Regions from separate parts of the Homo sapiens genome. Here region 1 is linked to region 2. Evidence: chromatin loops called from intact Hi-C (ENCODE). Cell type or tissue: GM12878. All regions are shown on one strand. Each heading gives the region's core, and the rest is flanking DNA. Links, peaks and the distances in the headings are about the cores only. Region 1 overlaps KCNMB4 (potassium calcium-activated channel subfamily M regulatory beta subunit 4). Region 2 overlaps PTPRB (protein tyrosine phosphatase receptor type B).

Region 1 (8,343 bases), core at 35-8,034, 180 kb before region 2:
AAAATCATGGTTCTCTTGTGAACATTTTTCTAATGCAAAGTGCTGGCCCCTAAGGAAGGACCTACCACACTCCTCCTCTTTGCTGGCTGGAATACTGGCTTAGTCAGGGTTCCCAGCCATCTCCCCAGTGGGCAGGATCTCTTCTGGGAAAAATACTGTGACAGTGTTTGTAGTCCTGCCTTCTGCTGGGTTCTTTCTTGGTGTACCTCCAAGAATAGAATCATAGAAATGTAGAGCTAGAAATTATTTTGGAGATTTTGCATATTTGAAAAAATGAAGTCCAGAAAAGGGAAGTAATTTACCCAAGGCCTAACACCTAATAGACAATAGGACTGGAGCCCTATCTAATGGTCTCCATTGCTTCCAAACCCAACTGCTGCTTTGGAAGAACTCAGAATCCATAATTTCACAGACATTTTTAGCTTCGTATTATTGTTATTAATAGATGTAGAACTATATGTGCAGAAGATAAACATTCAGTGATTCAATCATTAAAATAACATTTGCATAACATGTTGTGAATGTATTGTATATAATAGACAACCAAATTTACTAAAATTTATAATGTCTATATTTTTTAAAAGTTTAAACACTGTGAAAATAATGTCATCATCTTGAATAAAAATGTATCCGTGTTATCATTAACGAATTCAACCAACATTTTTGCAGTTTCACCATTAGCAGACATAGTCATAAGTGTGAAAATATAGAAAAGACAGAAAACAGGTCTTGTTCTCACCTCGCCAGCAAATTGGGAAGGCTGACATAAAACAGGCAAGTATGATACTGTGTGTTTCCAGCTGTGATATCACGTGGCGTGAGTCCCATGGCAGCACAAATGAGGGGCACTTAACTGTGGTAGAAGAAAAAGAAGGCTCCCTCAAGTAGGTAACACCAAACTTGAAGCTTAAAATAAAGGAGATTTAGGAACAAAGGGCATTAAAAGGAGAGAGAACAGCCTGTGCCAAGCAAGTAGGTTGACAGCACGTGGCAGATTTGGAGAGCAAGTACATCCATATGGCTGCATCCCAGAATTAAATGAGGGTGAAGACAGGCAGGGACCAGATCACAAAGAGCTTTGTGCATCATGCTAAAACATTTCAGTTTTACCAGAAAATAGTGAGAAGGTGTTGAATAATTGTATGCTGTAAATTAAACAATGTGACTGAAATTATACTATAAAACTCTATGTTGTGTTGGTTTGGTTTTTCCCTGCTCCTTAATATCAGATACCTTGGTAGAACACCTAAGAGTAGAATGTGGTAAGACCACCAGAATCTAGTTGTGGTTGTAGAGCTGACGAAAATCTCAATGTCTGCATCTATAAAATGGAAATTGTTATAGGGTTGTAAAAAGTACACAAGTTAAGTCCTGTTAAGCATTTGCGTCTGCTGTATTGCAAACACTCAATAAATAGAAACTGGCATCATCTTCGTCATCGTTGTAAAAAGCTGAATTGCAGAAAATGGATTAGAATGCCGAGAGTTCATTTTAACATCTGGACTTAAGAACAGTTGTCTGATTCTGCTTAATCTATATTGCTTACGATAATAGAGCTCCTTTAAGAGAACTACTTTGTCAGAGGCATGGCTAGGAAAAGACATCAGTTAGCAAAATACACTGATTATGTATTTGAAAGGAAATTTTCCACTGATTTTGTTGTCCAAGAGAATGTACGAAAAGAAAACTTGGGTTTCAGCAGTTAGGAGCAGTATCCTGAGAAGAGCTATGTGCTTGAATTTATTAGTTACAGGTAGAAGACAGAAATGCCAAGGTTCATAGATAGCAATTGGGGATAAAAATAAACTTTTTTATGCCTCCCTCTGTTGACGGACAGGTCACCAAAAGAGAGAGTATATTATGCTTTTAATTTGCTATTACATGGTAACTAATAGTTTATAAAATACCCTTACACCATAATGACTGAAGTTTATTTTTTGCTGTGTTTTTGTATTTGGAATACTTTCTGTCCTTGTGCCAAATTGGAAATTTGGAATATAGTTTAGTAATTTCAATTTGGTTGTATTTAAAAATTAGGGAGGCCTAAATTAGATTTACTGTCTTTATAATGCCATCTTTCTATAAAAAAAGACTGTATCTCAATGTTCCATAAAATAATAGGTTTACTTTCTGTATTCTATTTTGTTAGTGCTCCTATATCCCTCCCTGTAAGAGAGAAAATCAGAAGAATTTGGAAAGTGTCATGAATTGGCAACAGTACTGGAAAGATGAGATTGGTTCCCAGCCATTTACTTGCTATTTTAATCAACATCAAAGGTAAGTCAATATTTGCATGTGCGTGTTAAAATTGTTTGTAGACTCTGCAGCTTATTACACTGTTATATCGTAGATTATGCCCACTTGACAGCATGGAGATAGCCTCAACTCTTCTTTGCGTGTAATTAGGGAAACCCATATAATGAATCTGCAGGACAGAGAAAAAGACTTGTGTTGTACACCTTACCCTGTGAATATACTACAAAATGATAGTGACTTTAGGTAGGAACATTACTTTGCATTTCCTAAGAATTGCAGATTGATGCACATAAGCTAAGCAATGTGCAGATTTGCCAGCACTTTTAGACTGCATCGAATCTTACCTTTCCTTTTCCTTTCTATTCTGATGAAGCGTCAATAACGTGAGTTCACACCATTAAAACCTTACTTGACTTAGTACTCAGTTTATACCATATAAACCATGTAAAGATGGTTCCTTGGACTAGGGCACTTTGGTACCCACTCAGATTAATCAGTAATTTATTCATCAAACATTTATTGAGTATTCACAATTCCTTGCTGTACATCTCCACTTGGATGTTCCAGGGTTACCGCAAACCTTCACTTGCTCCCATAATCTCTGTCTTAGAAAATGGCATGACCATTCACTCATTTACCAAATCCAGAAACCTTTGAGTAATGCTTAGTTCATTTTTCTCCTTTGTACTTTGTAACCTATGTCACCATCATGTATTTTTGTTTGTTTTTAGACAGAGTCTCACTCTGTCACCCAGGCTGGAGTGCAGTGACGAGATCTTGGCTCACTGCAGCCTGCACCTCCCAGGTCCAAGTGATTCTTGTGCCTCAGCCTCCCGAGTAGCTGGGACTACAGGCACACACCACCACAGCTGGCTAATTCGTGTATTTTTAGTAGAGACAGGGTTTCACCATGTTGACCAGGCTGGTATCTAACTCCTGACCTCAAGTGATCTGCCTGCCTCAGCCTCCCAAAGTGCTGAAATTACAGGCGTGAGCCACTGTGTCCAACACATCATGTTGATTTTTACCTGTATCATGACTCTTCTCTGCCTCCCCACTATCACTGTCTTAGTTTACATCCAGATTTCTCAGCTCCATTAACGCAATAGTCTTGTAACAAGTCTTCCGCCTCCACCGTGGACCCACTCCAAGCCACTCTCCATAGTACTGCCAAGGTAATCTTTCTAACACATGAGTCTAATCAGGTTACTCTGCATAGTTTTCAGAATAAAGCTCAAACATCTTGGCATGGCCTATGTCAGATACCTATTGCTGCATAACAAACCACCCTAAACGTAGTGGCTTACTACAGCAATGACACTTTTTTTTTTTTTTTTTATGATTCTGTGGGTTGGCTGTGCTCATTTGTAGTCGGATGATGGCTGAAATAGCTGCATGGTTCAAGATGGCCTCCTCCCTCACATGCCCAGCAGTCAGTGCTGGCTGTCAGCTGGGGCGCCTCAGTATCCCCACCACCTGGCCTCTCATTCTTCAGTAGGCTAGATTGCCTTCCTTACAACGTGGCAGCCTCAGATAGCATTTCAAGAGAGGTAGGCCTCGGCTCTGGAATTTGAATAATATCACTTCTGACACCTTCTATTGGTCAAAGCAAGTCATGAAGCCAGCCGTATTCATGAGGTTCTGGAGTAGGCTTTGCCTCTTGATAGGAGGAGCTGCAAAACATTTGTCACCACATTTAATCTACCACAGGATACAAGGCTTCTCAAGATCTTGTCCCAGACTGTCACTTCTCCAACCTCATTTCCTTGCTCAAACTCTTTGCAATAGCCATTCTGAACTATGTGCACTTCCCAGAATATTTTATACTTTTATATGTATGCCTTTTTATTTGCTTTTCCTGCTTCTTGGCGGCCATACTGGAAATTCCTCAGATATCACCTTCTCTGGGGTGCCTTCCTTGATCCCCAATTTTGATTTAGTTCTGTATCAGTTGAGATGTGATGTGTTGCAGGTAATCAGAATTTTGACTCAAAGCATCATAAAGAAATTAGGAAATGTATTATTTTATACATCAAGAAATGCAAGGCCAGGCATGGTGGTTCACGCCTGTAATCCCAACACCGTGGAAGACTGAGGCGGGAGGATCACTTGAGCCCAGGAGTTCAAGGCCAGCCTGGGCAGCGTAGGGAGACCCTGTCTCTACAAAAAATTTTAAAAATTAGCCAGGCATGATGATGTGCACCTGTAGTCCCAGCTACTCAGGAAGCTAACATGGGAGGATCGCTTGGGTCCTACTAAGCCTTGGGAGGTTGAGGCTGCAATGAGCCATGATCACACCACTGCACTTTAGCCTGGGTGACAAAATGAGACCCTGCCTCAAAAAAAAAAAAAAAAAAAAAGGAAGAAAGAAAAAAATGAAAATGAAGGAGAAATGCACAGGTGGACGGATGTCAGGGTTGTTTGATGCAATGACTTAATAGTGTTACCAAAACCCAGCTCCTTTTCAAATCTGGCCTCAAGGTGGCTCTTTTCACAGTTATAATATAGTTGCTTCAGTTCCAGATGTCCCAGCCAGATGCAGCAGTGTCCAAAGAGAGAAAGAGCCTGTCTTTCTTGATGCATTTTTCTTGGGATTTGGAAAACTTTTCCCATCTTCCCACAGGCAACCTCCCTTCATGTATCCTTGTTCACAGTGAGTTCCTTTGCCCACACCTAAACCAATCACAAGAAAGAACAATCAGAATCAACCCCTGACTTGGGGCTAGTGTTACATCTCTTAAGTCACTTGGAGACGGGGTATACCCCTGAGTAGATTTGGGAAGGAAGAAGAAAGGGAACAAGGTGTTGTGGAACAACCAAAAATGCCAATGAAAAGGTTGTCTCCCATATTCCATAGTCATCGTCTTTTATTTTATTTTATTTTATTTTATTTTATTTTATTTTTTCAGGAAATGTTTCTGAGTCATAATATTCCATAGGCTTCTATTTACAACTCTCTCCCAGGAGCTTGCAAGGGTTGCTTCACATAACTAGGCCAGAGGAGCTTTTTATTTTATTTTCTTTTTGTTTTGTTTGAGTAGGAGTCTCGCTCTGTCACTCAGGCTGGAGTGCAGTGGCACGATCTTGGCTCACTGCAACCTCTGCCTCTCAGGTTCAAGTGATTCTCCTGCCTCAGCCTCCCAAGTAGCTGGGATTACAGGTGCATGCCACCATGCCCAGCTAATTTTTGTATTATTTAGTAGAAACGGGGTTTCACCATGTTAGCCAGGCTGGTCTTGAACTCCTGACCTCAGGCGATCCTCCCATCTTGAAGTACTGGGATTACAGGCGGGAGCCTCTGTGCCCAGCTAGAGGAACTTTAAAAAAAGAAAATTTACCACAGACCAATTAATTAGAATCTTTGGTGGTTGAAACCGGGCATTAGCATTTTGTAAAATCGATGCTAGGGATTCTAATCTATAACCAGAAACTACAGTCACTGTTCTGCCCTTTCACTTTTCACCCATTACTGGAATTGTTTGTATGCCCATTTTCCTCACCAGGCTGCACACTTGTTAAGGGTATGGGCCAGTCTTCTTTGTTTATGTATCTCTAATATCTAGCACAATGTCTGGGTTTCAGGTAATAAATATTTGGTGAGTGAATGAATAAGTGAATGCAATGTGTCAAATTAAAAGGAGGGTTCTTTGCTTCCAAGGAATTAGGACTTATTGCTGAAAGCATATGCATATGCACATATAAATATGATTACATCAGCTAGAAATAGAAGGGGGAAGACTGAACATTGAGGTGGCAACAATAAAGAAATTAAGGCTTGACAATGTAAGATACCTTAGGTAAATAAGTTATGTAATATGGAGTAATGAGTTTGTAAGCTAGAAAGGTAGCTTGGGGTTAGATTTCTAATGGGTCATTAGTGTCAAACTAAAGAGATTCTTTGTCATATAGGCAATAAAAATTTGTCAAAAGTTTTTTTTTTTTAATTGAAGACTGACATGAGTAGACCTTTTGAGTTAGAAAGTAACTGGTGTGAATGTTGAATGTATACTGGCTGGGAAAGATGGGTTAAAGGCAGAAAGAAAGGAGAGTACTGAGTGAAAAACATTTTTGAATGGTTACTGTGTGCCTGCCATTGTGAATGACATTTTGTTTAGATTACTAAATCTCTAAATACTAGCCCCATTTAACATATGAATAAATTGCATATTTAAAAAGTTAAATAACTTCTCCAGTGCACACAACTGTTAAGTGCAAAAACTGGAATCCAGTTAGTCTGATTCCCAAAGTTCCCATCGACTATCTGCTGGTCCTCGTAAGAGACTTTGAGGGCATAAACGAGAATAGTGGTGGTGAAAGTAGCAACAAGGATTATAGCAGTAAGATTTTTTAGTTAGAATCAACAGAACTTAATGACAATGTAAGTGATAAGGAAAAAGGTGTCAAACTTGACTGAGTGTTAGAAAAGGACAGTCTAGCTCTGAGTATGCTGAATTTGAGAGATTCTTAAAATATCCAGAAGATGCTTTGAAAGAGTTAGAAACACAGACTTTTAAGTTGAGGAGCAAGAGGTCAGAAGCAGTGCTATTCAGATGTGGGAATCATGGCGCACAAGCTGTAGTTGAAGCGAAGACAAAGAGTGCATATTGTGAACATTTAGAGTGAGGAGGGAAATGTTGACAGAATCTTAGGATCATCTACATTTAAGTTATAGGCAGAAGGAGATGAAGGAAGAGTGGCCAGAGGGTGAAAGGAAAATCAAATAAGAACGTCTTAAAAGGAGAGTATTTTAAGGAGAAGAAGTTAGTCAAGAAGAAGATAATTTAGGTACAGCCTTTGATAAGTACAGACTACTCATTCAAGAAGTTTGCCATGGACTACATCATACTAAATAGCAAAGAAAACACTCAACAGAGTGAAAAGGCAACCTACAGAATAGGAGAAGATATTTGCAAACTATATATCTGCTAAAGAGTTAATCCCCTGAATACATAAGGAACTCCTACAACTCAATAGTAAAAGAAACTAATAATCTGATTTAAAAAAAGGCTAAGGGCTTAAATAGATATTTCTCAAAAATAGACATCTAAATGGCTGACAGGTATATGAAACATTGCTGAACCTCACTAATCATCAGAGAAATGCAAATCAAAGCCACAATGTAATGTCACCTCACGCCTCTCAGAATGACTATTAACAAAAAAACAAAAGACAGGTATTGGTGAGGATACGGACAAATTGGAACCCTTGCATACCGTTGGTGGGAATGCAAAAGGATGCAGCTGCTATGGAAGACAGTATGGATGTTCCTCAAAAAATTAAAAGTAGAACTACTGTATGATCCAGCAATCCCACTCCTGGGTATTTCTCCAAAAGACTTGAAATCAGGATCTTGACTCTTCAAGATCCTGAAGAGCACTCCTCCTTTTACCACAGCAGTATTCACAATAGCCAAGATGTGGAAACAACCTAAATGTCCATCAGCAGATGAATGGATAAAGAATATGTGAAGCCAGGCGCAATGGTGATACCTGGGGTCTCAGCTAGGGGAGGCTGAGGCGGGAGGATTGCTTGGGGCCAGGAGTCCAGCCTGGGCCACATAGCGAGATCCGATCTCGAAAAGAAATAGAAAGAAAATATGGTATGTACATACAATGGAAGTGTTCAGCCTTTGAAAAGAAGGAAACTCTGCAACATGTGACGACATGGATGAACCTGGAGGACATTATACCAAGTGAAAGAAGCCAGACACAAAAAGGCAAATACTGTATGATTCCACTTATATGAAGTATCTAAAATAGTCAAATTCATAGATTAAAAAAGTGGAATGGTGGTAGTTATCAGGGGCTGGGAGGAGGGGGTAACGGAAGTTACTAATCAATGGCCATAAAGTTTCAGTCAAGTAAGATCAATAGGCTCTACAGACTTGTACAGTACAAGTCAACACTTGTGTACAACAATACTGTACTATCACCAACAGTAATGTATTGTACACTTAAAAATTGAAGAGGGTATATCTCATCTTAAGTATTCTTACCACAATAAAATAAAATTAAAGTTTCCTATGACTGGAAAAAGGCTTGGGGAGGAGGTGAGTAACTGAGGAGTGGATATAGAGAAATAAGCCTC
Region 2 (8,343 bases), core at 72-8,071:
CAACAAAAAATTTTGAAACCCATAATTTTAGGCCTGTATATAAATGCAATAAAACTATGCAAGATGGAAAGCAAGGGAGAGGTGAACATAGGAGTCAAGATGTTGGCTACCTTTGAGTGAATTCACGAGGTGGGGACCACATACTTTGATGTAGGTTATTGTCAAGGTCCTAGCTTTTATTTTAGGTACTGGTTGGTTTCTTGTGTACATGTTAAATTATCAAAAATTACTAACTAGATGCCTAAAAAGTAAAGGTGGCAGTTGATGCATGGTTTCTTTTTTCTTTTCTTTTCTTTTTTTTTTTTTTTTTTTGAGACAGAATCTCACTCTCTTGCCCGGGCTGGAGTGCAGTGGTGCGATCTTGGCTCACTGGAACCTCTGCCTTCTGGTTCAAGCGATTCTCCTGCCTCAGCCTCCCAAGTAGCTGGGATTACAGGTGCCTGCCACTACACCTAGCTAATTTTTTGTATTTTTAGTAGAGATGGGATTTCACCATGTTGGCCAGGCTGGTCTCAAACTCCTGACCTCATGATTCTCCCGCCTCGGCCTCCCAAAGTGCTGGGGATGCATGGTTTCTTGAACCAAGAATTATGATTAATACAATTTTGTGCATGTGAGGTTCTTTCTAATATATGAACGAAACCATTCTGTATATCTGTGGTCCCCTCCCCAACCAGTAAATAAATATATGCATGTTACTTAGGAACACTGTGGAATAAGGCAATTCTGTATTTAGAGCATGATATTAAGGAGATTTCATTTTTCCATTTGGGGCTGAATTTTAATTCAACAGTAGGCCACAGATTCATTACTATTTCACGGTAACTGGACATTATACATATTAATGAGGAGGAGCATTGAAAAGAGGCATGAACTCGGATCCAGGGTACTAAACTCTTGTCCTAATACTAGCATGTCCTCTGTATTTGGTATATATTAGGGGTTTCTGATCTGACCACATGCCAAGGCTGTGTCCAATTTTTCACCTCTACTTTTTCTCAAATCATGAAATGATCCAGAAATTTCAGTATTTTGGCATGGAAGCTCCATTTTCTCACACCTGCAAGTTGCATTAGCATCCTTTGTTGCCTTGTGTTTACTGATTAGTGTTTGGAATATAGCTCACCACAGATATGGAGCAAGGACAGATATGCTTTCTCCAAGATATTTACCTAAAACCAATTACAGTGTTGTTAGAATACAGTCATCACAGAGTTAAGGAGAGGAAATTATGAAGTGGCATTTTATGCATGGGCTAAGAAAGGTCAATGATCCAGGCAATTTGCTAAAGGCAAAGCAACTATTACAGGAAGAAAAACCTGGCTGAATATCACGTTAAGTCAATAAGGAGCTCTCCAGGTGGAACGGGGTAATTTGTGGAGACCTGCCTTGCTACACAGTGAGATGATGTGATACAGAATTAGAAATATTGGTATTTTCACCCAAAATGTAGAACAAGAGCATCAGAAATGGAAAAGGGCATTAAGATAATCAGCCAAAATCATCAAGAGAACAACTCAGACATGACCCTCCAGTTAAACTGATTTGTCAGGGGCAATGATTTGCCTCCATTAGTCGTGTACCAAGTCCAAGTTCATGCCGGTCAAGGAGTCAAGAGGATGCACTGAATAAAGAATCACTTTCTTGCATTTTAAAACAATCTCAGCAAAAGACTTGGCAATATTAAAGTCATACGGATAGGAAATCATCATGAATTGACATTGGTAGGAAGCAAGGGGTTGGTAGTTAGGTAACACATCCTTTAATTTCTGGTGATTTTTAGGCTCCAAGTTGATCAATATGAGACCCTGACATAAGACTGCTTTGTAAATAGAAATCTGCTTTTCAGATCTAAGTCATTATTGTGATTGTCAGTGTAATTGGGCTTCAAATTATTCAAGGGTAGGGATAATCTCTTTATATCCCTGACTAGTGCTCTCGGATACAGCATGATGGAATGGACAGCACTGGAGCTAGACTGAACTCCACTACCAGTCAGCCCTGCAACCCTGGAGAAGCCACACTCCTTCTCTGGGACTTCCTTTATATCCAAATGAGGAAACAGGATTAGATCATTCTAAGGACCCCTTCAATGTCAGCATCCTGTAACAATATAAATCAGAGGTTCTTAGCTTTTTGGAGGTCACAGAAACCATAAGAATCTGATAAAAGCCATGGACTGTTTCTTCTCAAAGAAATGCATATACCTTTCCTATCCCCAGCAACCTCATAAACAATTTCAGGGGTTACTACATTCCTAAAGTCTCCCATGAACCATGGACTCCCAGGTGGGACCCCTGATCTAAGTGATTTCTGATTATTCCTTTGCCAAGTATTTACTGAGTGCCTACTAAGCCCCAGGTCCTGCGCTAGGTAACAGGATAAGGACAATTGTCTCAGAACCTCATGGAAAAACTGACATTTTAAAATACAGAAATCAACCCATAGCTTAGTAGGAAACATTTGACAATGTATTGATGCCAACCTTAAGCAGAAATCTCAGGTATAAACCCCAGAAAGCATAAATATATTGGGAAAATGGTAGCTATTTAAATTTAATTCTTTCCAGCACATTGGACTGAACATTCATTTCCTTTGCTAAGATTTTTGCTCCCTAGTCCCAGAACCATAAAGGTTCACATTTTCACCTTGTGTGAAAAAGGATGAATAGTGGTTTTGACCAACAGACATTTCAGGATGGATTTTAGGATGGAGAGCTTTGTAGGCACTGGAGTCATTCAGAACTGGGTTTAAAACCAGGATCTGAAACACACTGGCTGTTTAACAAGGTAAACAGTTGGGCGAGTTACTTGACCTCCCTGAACCTTGGTTTCCTGATCTGTAAAATGGGAATAATAACAATGACTACCTCAATAAGGAGTTCATAAGGGTTAGTTATAGTTAAGATATATAAAGCCAGGCCCTAGCAACCAAAAAGTACTCCATAAACGGGAACACTTTTTTCACTATTTGAATATAATATAAATTCTAGTCACACAGGGTCTGCTCACATAAGGAGTTTCTTGGGTTAAAATACGAAGACTTCATAACAGTTTTGTGATCTCAAGGGCCTTTCATCCCATCATTACAGAATTGCTACAGCTCTGTGGTGCCCTGAGCCACATGTGAATTGGTTCTTACGGAGCCCTGAACCTTCATACAGCCTTACCTGTCCGCTCTTGGCTGAAGGAGTGATTTTCATACTTGCCACTCCTTGTAGTTATGGTCACGGTGTAGAGGCGGCCTGGGGTGAGGGAGCTGAAGGAACATTCTCTGACAGACTTGGCAATGACAAGGGACTGAACCACCTTGCCGTCATGAGACAATGTTACCTCATAGTTATCCACATCTCCGGGCGCCAGCAGCCAGGAAACGCTGAGGTAGTCATTACGACCGGAATTGTTCACCGTTACTCCACTCACACTGGAAGGGACTGTGATTTTGAAAGGTGGGGGGCGGGGGGGGGGGGGAAGGGGGATTCAAAAAGAAAGACACAGTCAAAAGTTTGAGTCGTCTATTGCAGTCAGCACAAACCGTGGACTCACTCAGGAGATCTAATCTGATTATATAAGAGGTCAAGGAAGCGTGAGGATTTCACTCAGCTTCCAGAAGCTGAGTGTTCTTACATCAGAAAACTAATCAAAATAAAAATGTCCGGAGGCCTTTGGGATGCCTCGTAAATACAAGGATGCCACTACTGCATTTTTATGGGGTTGCTGTTTGTAAAGCATTTCAAGTGGAGACATCCTTATACAATGTTTTAGAAGGTTCCCTGTAAGAAAGGGAACAAATATTTCAACAATCTAAATGAATCAACTTGAACCAAACTTACCAATAAAGCAAAAATGTTTGAGTGGAAAGGGGAAGAATACGATAGCTTTTCTAAAGACCTTAAACTGGGATAGCTTCAATTTTTTTGTGATGAAGTTATTCATTCCTGGGAAGTAATAGCTAACACAACCAGAGGGACCGTTTTCCCTTTGCAAGGCATTTCCTGCCCTCTAGTGGTAAGAAATAAGCCTAAAAACCTATCTTGGAAGTAAGAAGTCTGGAAGCTGGACCAACCAAGGGCAGAGAGAACTGTTATGGCGATAATGGGTTTTCTGATGTCAACTATAATCATTTGCTTATATGAATTGGGGATTAGTGTCACAAACGTTTACTGAGAACCTACTATTTGCCAGGTATACAAAAATGAAAAACGCATGAATGTCTTCAAGAAGTTCTCTGGTTGGAGGTATAGTCAGCAAATTAGTAATTGCAGTATTGAGTAAAAGTTGAACCACATATCAGAAATAGGTGCCCATTAAATAGTACTGCCATAAATGAATATAGGGTTAAAATATTACAGTATATATGAACTACACTACTGTTTTAATCATTAGTTGATTAACTTAACAGTTTCATATGATTGTCAATATCAGTACATCACTTATAATGGACAGGATTTGGCTAGATGACTTCTGAGAATCCTTCTAATGTAATATGTTCGGACTTTGTGAATTAAGCCCCAAAGCATACCTTATACTTAAAAGCACTTATCCATCACTAAAAATTATAAACTGCATTCTAGTGAACAACTCTGGTAATGTTGATCCACATATATGGACATTTCCTAGATATAAAGTTGAACTTTTTAGCCAGAAGATTTATATATTGGTACATCTCTTCCTTCCTTTTCTTTCCTTCTTTTCTTCCTTTTTGCTTTCTTTCCTTCCTTTCTTCTGCCATCCAACCATCTATACATCCTTTAGTTGCTCTCAAAAGCAACTCATTATGCTTGTTTTTAAAAACTGCTGGAAATATTTGCAACTACTAACATTTTATTAGAAAAGACACAATTATCAAAAGTTTTCACAGAAATATGATTCACATGTTTAAGAAAAAATAGATACAAAATTTGTTTTTGCTTTAGGATGAGCATTTTCCCAGATTAGAATTAGATTTGTTAAGTATATCTAATATCTTTAATTTTAAATATTCTGCCATCTTATCTGGGCTGGGAGGGTTTATTTATATGTTTCAACTCAGTGGAAACAGGTGAAATATAAGAATACCTTTCAAAATTATTTCAATATTGACTAATGTTTCAGCAATTTGAGGAGATGATAAGGATTATCAAGGCCTTACCCACTGAATTCTTTACAATTGACTGTGTACAAAATTTACTAAAAGAGGCACCTTTCAAAATCCCTATTATTGTGCTTTACAGGAGTCTCCCATTTTCCCCTTTATCGTGATAATGTGCACTCTTCATATGTTTGAGTAAAATAACTCGTGCTCAATTTATTCATATTTGATTCTCTCCTCAAAACTTTATGACCATTCTTCAAATAATTTCTTGTCCCTTTTTCCCTTTTTTGAATGCTTCTATTATATAATATGGGTCAAATACTTGTACCTTTATTCTAATTAAAATATAAATAAAAATATAAATTAAAAAATAAAAATAATTTTAAGTCCCACTTACTTAAAGTACACAGTTATTTCAAGAGATAGCACAGACTAGACTATTTTAGTAGCTCACAATAAGTTGGACAATCCTTGTGGTATATAAAATGAGAATCAACCTGTGTGGCAGAATATGGTTCCCCGACCATTTCCTTTTCCTCTTGACACACAGCTAGACTGCATTTCTCAGGCTCCCAGGCAGTCAGATGTAGCCATGTAACTGAGTTCTGGCCAGTGGAATGTGGGTGGAAGTGAAATGCCTACTCCCAAGTCTGATGAGTTGTACCCCTCCCCAACCTCCATTCTCTGGAGAAATGGGGAGAGCTCTGAGGACCTACAGCAAAGAAGAGCCACTGATAGTAGGAGACTGTATCCCAACCAATAGAGGCATCCAATCATGAACACCCACATTATACAGTGTCTAAGCATGAATTAAATCAGTCTAATGTGACTGATACAACTGCAAATCACTGGGAAATGAATGCAAGGTCGTCCTCCACTCCTCTCCTCAGCTTTATTATTTCTCCTTCCCTATTCTGACACCCAGGGTAGGAGTGAATTATTGTGTGTGGATTAAAACACAGAAGCTTAGGGAAATAAGTTAATGGCAGAGCTAGGACCAAAACCTAGGCCTCCTGATTTCCATGCTAAGCTTTTCAGCTACCTACCCCCAAGTATGCTACACCAATGGATGGTGCCAAGAACCATTAAAAGAAAGGAAAGAAAATATCAGGGAGAAAGATGCAGGTGACAGGCCGGGCGCAGTGGCTCACACCTGTGATCCCAGCCCTTTGGGAGGCCGAGGCAGGCAGATCACGAGGTCAGGAGATCGAGACCATCCTGGCCAACAAGCTGAAACCCTGTTTCTACTAAAAGTACAAAAATTAGCTGGGCGTGGTGGTGCGTGCCTGTAATCCCAGCTACTCGGGAGACTGAGACAGGAGAATCGCTTGAACCAGGGAGTCGGAGGTTGCAGTGAGCCAAGATCGTGCCACTGCACTCCAGCCTGGCGACAAAATGAGACTCCATCTCAAAAAAAAAAAAAAAAAAAAGAAACATGCAAGTGACAATGTCAGCTGTCATAGAATGAGGGAAATGGGCATACACCAGTGAATTTCTACCAAGACTATGAAACATCTTCTCAGTGACTTCATTGTTCTTCTGGGAGAGTTAATGAAGTTAATGTCCTCTGGGTTCATTAAGTAGATGAGATTCATGATTTTGGAAAGAGATGCATCTATGATGCCTGCAGCTGATAAACAGAATTTGAGTGTTGAGGATGCAGAAGGAGAAGCCTGAAATCCAACTTAAAATAATTATATAAAATTAAGTAGACAAGGTCCCACTAATAATTATCAAAGCTTCTATTGGGTTTATGTAATTTTTTTCTAAGAAATGAACATACATTTTATATATCATATATATTAATTTTTTATGTTCTTTCATTGTATTACATAGAAAATTCTATGTAATTTCTTCCTCGGTGCCATGGCTCCCTGACATACATGACCATAATGACACTTATTTGTTTACTTAGCTTTCTAACAGGGAGCTATTAAGGTCAAGAAAAATTGTTTAGATAGCATATTAAGCACTTGTTTAACGTTGCTTATGAAAATATATGAGACCTGAAAATTAGATCAACTCCACCTCTAACCATATTAATTGGAGATCATTTTCTTTTTATGTCTTGCAAACCAAGAATATATAAGAGTGAAAGATGCTTTCTTTGGGAGGTTTGTTTTGTTTTTTATCCATTATTGTTTACCTTAACTGGAACATAAACATTTCAAAGGAAATCAACTGAATAGGGGGATAAGTCTAGACATCGAGTGAGGAGTTCTTACATGTTCATTGGAGATGTTAAAATATTCAGCCAGGAGTGGTGGCTCACGCCTGTAATCCCAGAACTTTGGGAGGCCGAGGCGGGTGGATCACCTGAGGTCAGGAGTTCGAGAGCAGCCTGACCAACGTGGAGAAACCCTGTCTCTACTAAAAATACAAAGTTAGCAGGGCGTGGTGGCACACGCCTGTAATCCCAGCTACTCGGGAGACTGAGGCAGGAGAATTGCTGAACCCAGGAGGCGGAGGTTGCGGTGAGCCGAGATCACGCCATCGCACTCCAGCCTGAGCAACCAGAGCGAAATTCCGTCTCAAAAAAAAAAAAAAAAATCAGAATTTATTCTCTCTTGCCATCACCCATCGCCCAATTTCCATTCCATATACCTTCTGGATGGCTAGCTTTTGTGAAACTTAGCTTTTGTAAAGGCCAGGGATGAGTCTGATTTTAGGATATTTCTATAATATTCTGATTAGGGGTCTCATGTACTCAGATCTTAGTTAAGTCACAGACACATATCTCTACTTCTTACCTGTTCTTCCCTCCACAACCACTTGTCGGGAAGAGATCCCTCCACTCACTGTTGTTACCACCACGGAGTACAGGCTGCCGGACTTGAGAGAGTGGAAGCTGTATCTGCTGGTCTCACTGGAGATGCTTTCATTTTTAATGACCACATTTTCATGGATCAGTAAGACTTGGTAAAATTCTACGTCTCCTTGTGCCTGGGTCCAGTTAGTAAACAGACTACTGGTCATTCCTTGGTTGGCCACATGCAAGTCAGTCACTTGGGCAGGCACTAAAACAGTAGACAGAAGAAAAAACAAATGACACTTAGTCACCTTAAGAAAGTGTAAGAAAAATGAGTCAAAAAATGGAGACAGACTTGAAAGTACTAAAAATAATTTTTGTGTTGTTGCTATAGACTCTCAGTTCTATTTCCTGTGGCATATGGAGAACTACTCCTCTAGAGAGGCTCTAGTACTTTGAAAAAGCTGCTTATATAGGGAATCAAAATTATTTAAGATCCAAAGATGAGATGATGCATGCTT

The links. A loop is a pair of places that touch in the nucleus more often than their neighbours do. Peaks named below come from ENCODE experiments on the same cell type or tissue, not always from the same donor. Only the 100,000 strongest peaks of a DNase experiment are listed, where the experiment ranks them.
Region 1: a loop joins it to region 2, with 2.7 times the contacts of the local background. A loop is called at or near these places in 6 of 110 quality-filtered maps.

Annotation. Positions count from the first base shown.
Region 1 is chr12:70,398,060-70,406,402 of GRCh38, forward strand. KCNMB4 (potassium calcium-activated channel subfamily M regulatory beta subunit 4) reads left to right here. Exons shown (of 3, transcript NM_014505.6): 2 at 2,150-2,277. Among named protein-coding and RNA genes, the nearest start is that of KCNMB4, 36 kb to the left of the region's middle. RefSeq lists a silencer at 3,576-3,776. In GM12878, for the core only: a CTCF peak has its summit at 4,724 (motif pointing right); no DNase peak of the experiment used is centred there.
Region 2 is chr12:70,573,213-70,581,555 of GRCh38, forward strand. PTPRB (protein tyrosine phosphatase receptor type B) reads right to left here. Exons shown (of 34, transcript NM_001109754.4): 10 at 7,824-8,090; 11 at 3,170-3,433. Among named protein-coding and RNA genes, the nearest start is that of PTPRB, 60 kb to the right of the region's middle. In GM12878, for the core only: a CTCF peak has its summit at 4,004 (motif pointing left); a DNase peak (open chromatin) is centred at 3,946.